Linked DNA regions of Homo sapiens: region 2 is linked to region 1. A link is a loop called in an ENCODE intact Hi-C map of the cell type or tissue named here. Cell type or tissue: CD4-positive, alpha-beta T cell. All regions are shown on one strand.

What was found. Hi-C counts contacts between places; a loop is a spot of excess contacts. Peaks named below come from ENCODE experiments on the same cell type or tissue, not always from the same donor. Only the 100,000 strongest peaks of a DNase experiment are listed, where the experiment ranks them.
Region 2: it touches region 1 in a loop (6-fold over the local background); 8 of 110 quality-filtered maps call a loop at or near these places.

What each region holds. Positions count from the first base shown.
Region 1 is chr15:99,246,240-99,248,739 of GRCh38, reverse strand. The region is part of intron 1 of TTC23 (tetratricopeptide repeat domain 23); the gene reads left to right. Among named protein-coding and RNA genes, the nearest start is that of TTC23, 2.1 kb to the left of the region's middle. In CD4-positive, alpha-beta T cell, no CTCF peak of the experiment used is centred here; no DNase peak of the experiment used is centred here.
Region 2 is chr15:100,591,141-100,593,640 of GRCh38, reverse strand. The region is part of intron 1 of LINS1 (lines homolog 1); the gene reads left to right. Among named protein-coding and RNA genes, the nearest start is that of LINS1, 9.8 kb to the left of the region's middle. In CD4-positive, alpha-beta T cell, no CTCF peak of the experiment used is centred here; no DNase peak of the experiment used is centred here.

The sequences.
Region 1 (2,500 bases):
GTTAATCCATATAGGGGAATATAAAGTAATAAAATCCAGCCCCTCAAGAGCAGGGACAAATGAGGCTCAGAACATTTAAACTAAAACTTCTGAACAGTTCTTAATGCCCGGATGACTGTTGTAGAGCACAGGTGCTTCAGGAGCTCAGCTCAATGTGAGATGAATTATTCAGAGAAGGCTTCACAGTATGGGTAAGACTCAATTTGGGCCTGAGCAATGGGCAGAATTTCAGAGAGAAAAATAAGGGAAGTGGCATCCCTACTAGTGAGTGAGTTGTTAGCAAATACATGCAGCCTGAGGAAGAGTTGGTTCTGACTGCGGCAGAAGGTTCATTTGGAAACTTTGGTTACAAATTTTAAAAAGCAGCATGAGAAATATAAAGAGCCGGAATTCCCAAAATCAGGGGTTTGGGTCCTGTGTTTGGAACAGGAGGCACCCCTTATGAAAGTAATATTTGAAGACAATAAAACTGACAGTGGAATTTAAGATGGCTAGACCAGAGCAGAGACCAGAAGCTAAGGGGCCCCATGCTGTGTAAATACTGGCACACAGGTTAGTAACCATGCTTCTTACCCGAATACATTTACCTTATCATTGTTGAATAATATAAATTTTGATGCACTTCTTTGTAGTCTTCGAAAGCATTGAGTTTACTTCTTTAAGATTTTTGGGGACCGCTGCCACACTGTCTTGGGGAGTCATGGTTGCCCCGTCTTTATAAAAGTCTTGTCATAATATGTATAAAAACCAGAATTACACATAAAACTGCGTTGTGGTTTCATAGCTATTTTTAACAGCTTTAATGAAGTATAATTTATATATTATAAAGTTCATTTGTCTTAAGGATATAACTCAATGATTGTTTTAGAAAATCACAACCATCACCACATTCCAATTTTAGAAAATTTTCATCATCCTAGAAAATTTAGAAAATTTTCATCATCCTAGAAAATTTAGAAAATTTTCATCATCCTAGAAAATTTAGAAAATTTTCATCATCCTAAAAAAATACTTTGTGCCCATTTGCAGGCAAGTCCTGGTTTCCTATCCCCAGCCCCAATCACTAAAAAACTTTCTGTCTATAAATTTACCTTTTCTGGGCATGTAAGTGGAATTACACATTATGCGATCCTTTGCATCTAGTTTCTTTTACTTAGCATAATGTTTTTGAGGTTCATCCATGTTGTAGTATGTCTCATTACTTCATTCCTTTTTATTGCTAAGTAATAATCCACATTTTATTTAACAGTACCAATTAACAGACATTTGGATTTCTTCTAGTATTTAAATATAGTGTTTAATTGTACTAATTGTAATTGTATTACAGTAAATACAGTACAGTATTTAGCATTATGAATAATGCTGCTATGAAGATGGGTACAAGTTTTTGTATGAACGTGTGTTTTCAGTTTTCTTGGGTGTATATCTACGAGTGGAATTACTGTCATATGGTAACTCTGGGTGTAACTTTTCAAGGTGTTGCACAACTGCTTTCCAAGGTGAATTTCCCATTTTACATTTCCACCAGAGTGTATGAGGGTTCCAATTTGTCCACATCCTCACCAACACTCCTTATGATCTGTCTTATTCATTGTAGTCATTCAGCTGGATTTTAAGTGGTATCTTATTACAGCTTTCATTTGCATTTTCCTGATGACTGACGATATGAAGCATCTTTTCATGTGCTTGTTGACTATCCATATATCTTCTTTTGTAAAATGTCTTTCAAATATTTTGCCTATTTTTTTAATTGAGTTGTCATCTTGTTACTGATTGTTTTTTGGTTTTTTTGGTTTTTGTTTGTTTGTTTGTTTGTTTGAGACTGGGTCTCGCTTTGTCGCTCAGGCTGGAGTGCAGAGTGCCACGATCTCGGCCCACTGCAATGTCCACCTTCCGGGTTCAAGCAATTCTTCTGCCTCAGCCTCCCGAGTAGCTAGGATTACAGGTGCCCACGACCACGCCCAGCTAATTTTTTGTATTTTTAGTAGAGACGGGGCTTCACCATGTTGGCCAGGCAGGTCTCGAACTCCTGAACTCGTGATCCACCTGCCTTGGCCTCCCAAAGTGCTGGGATTACAGGCATGAGCCATCGCGCCAGCCCATGTTAATAAATTTTTTTTTTTTTGACACGGAGTGTCACTCTGTCACCCGGGCTGGAGTACAGTGGCTCGATCTCAGCTCACTGCAACCTCTGCCTCCTAGGTTCAAGCGATTCTCCTGCCTCAGCCTCCTGAGTAGCTGGGATTACAGGTGCCCACTACTATGCCCAGCTAATTTTTTGTATTTTTAGTAGAGACAGGGTTTCACCATGTTGGCCAGGCTGGTCTTGAACTCTTGACCTCGTGATTTGCCCACCTCGGCCTCCCAAAGTGCTGGGATTACAGGCGTGAGCCACCACGCCCAGCCCCATGTTACTGATTTTTAATTGTTCTTTATATATTGTGGTTAAAGTCCTTTATCAGATTAATGATTTACAAATATTGTCTCCCATTCTGTGGGT
Region 2 (2,500 bases), 1.3 Mb before region 1:
CCCTGAAGCTCTGTGACATAACATCTCTCTTAGTTTTCTTATCTGTAAAATGGGTATGATAATTAAGCACCCCCCCCCCCCATAAAGTTGTAAAACTCACTTAGAGCAGTATCTGGTACATAGTAGGTACTCAATAAAGTTTAACGATTCGTATTCCTAACACAGCAATTTTATGTGAAGATGGGTGGGAAGTATGTTATTTTATATTAATAAACACATGGTTTTATTAGGCATATAATGCAAAATTCAAATAGTTTACAGAACTTAAAAAATAAACAGAGGCTTCAGATAGATTTTATACTTAATATGGGTAACCCTTAGGCCACTTGGTGTGGGATTTCAGCTCCTCTGCCAAGAGAAAACACTAAGAGAATCACTGCTCCTTCACTTACCTAGTAAGACTGCCCCAATTGTTTGTTTCCAGGCTAGAGAAATCGTTCATTTATCATATAGATGGCCTCAGAGCCTGTCAGCATCCTGTGCACCCTCCGTCAGACACTTGGGTTTGTTGGTGTCTCTTAAAAGCTTGTTGTCTGAAGAGTACACATTCCCCCAGGCCAGCATGATAATGCAGAATGAGATGTGCAAACCTCAGAGCATCCACTTCAGAAAAAATTGTGGTCAGTTAAATCCCCTAGTTTGTTTTCTTAAGGATTTGTCCTTTCCTTTAATACCACAATTGCTTTAAAAAACACATACAAACTACAGTTTTCAATTCCAATGGGCTACCCACGGACATTTATTTTAAAGACAGTGTAATTAAGAGGAGTTTATACTTGATCACAATAAAACAGCCTAGCACCTATTGTCGTCATTCATTCATTAGCTGCCTGGCCCCTTGGCATTTGTGACCTGTATTACTAAGATGAATATTTTTTGATTTCCATCTAAGATTACAGGCCCATCTCCTTTAAGCCTATTACTTCCTATGGGACTAGAACAATAAGTTGATCTTTTGTTAAAGTATATATATGGCCTTTTGTCCTGGGTTCCTGAAGCAGCTCAAGACAGCTTCAGAGCACTAAAGGTAAAAGGCAGTGTTTTGTTATTTATAATAAACACTTTTCACACACCCCAGGTTATGTTAATGAGGTGATTTTTTTGGACCACCTAGATGGCTACAGGATGGAGTGCTCACTGCAGGGAGGGAATCAGCCCTATGCTCAGAGTTGGAACTTTCAGCCCTACCCCCAGTCTCAGGAAGGGGAGAGGGACTCAAGGTTGAGTCTATCACCAAGGGCCAGTGATTTAATCAACCATGCCTAAGTAAAGAAGCCTCCGTAAAAATCCAAAAGTGTTATCAGTTGATGGGTGTCCAGGTTCTTGGCGTCTTGAACAAAGAAAGCACAAACGAAGCAAGGGAAGACACACAAAACATACAAACAAAGCAAAGAAAGAATGAAGCAACAAAAGCAGAGATTTATTGAAAATGAAAGTACACCCCACAGGGTGGGAGTGGGCCAAGCATAGGGGCTCAAGAGCCCCGTTACAGAATTTTCTGAGGTTTACATACCCTCTAGAGGTTTCCATTGATTACTTGGTGTATGCCCTATGTAAATGAAGAGGGTGAAGTAAAGTCACTTACTTAGTGTACACCCTATGTAAATGGAGAGGATGTTTCATAGATGAAGTGTTTCCATTTGATTTAGTTCTAGGAAGTCAGCGTGAATTAGCCTATGTCCCTGCCTCCAGACCCTATTCTGTCTCATTTCCCCCCAGAAAGATGTGATCCCCATAAATCTTTATGGAAGCAGAGGGACCAATGGTCTATCTTCTGTAACTGCTTCATGCTGGCTTGGGGCACAGTCCCTACCTATTGGGAATCATGGAACTCTCGCCCCTCTCTGTCTAGTGGAGGCAGGGTAGCTCCTTGATGGCCAGGGGTAGTGGCTGGAACCTTTGTTGCATGATCATCTGAAGCTTGATGGTTTCTAGGCGAGAGGAAATGAATTTGGTTAAAAGATTTAATGGGAACTTCAGGGAGTGGATACCTATGCTGCCAGGAATGTTTTCTAGAGATTTGCGGAAAAAAAACAAAACCTAGTCTGTTCTAGGATCTATGTGTTTCCTTAACGTCTTAATGCAAGCAACTCCATTTTGGTTTGGTTTGGTTTGGTCTGTTGGGGCCTAGTGCATGAGTTCAGTCCAAAACAATGGCCTTCCATAATTTTATTTTAAAAAATTCTCCCTTTTTGGTCACGTTCTCACTTAGGTGAGAGTGTGACCAAAACTTAGGGCCTTAGCACAACTCTCAGTTACCTTCATTTTGGGTTTCTGGTGTCAGTGCATGATTCATAGGTTATGGTGTCCTCATGTTCACACATTTCTTTCAGCTCTTGTCATTCCAGTTGAAGAGAGACCATTTGACATTCTAGAGATGGCTGCGTGCAACCATTTAAAACCTTTGAGAGAATACAGCACACAAGGGAAACTATTATTATTTTTTTTCCTATTTTATTTTTTGAGACAGAGTTTTGCTCTTTTCGCCCAGGCTGGAGTG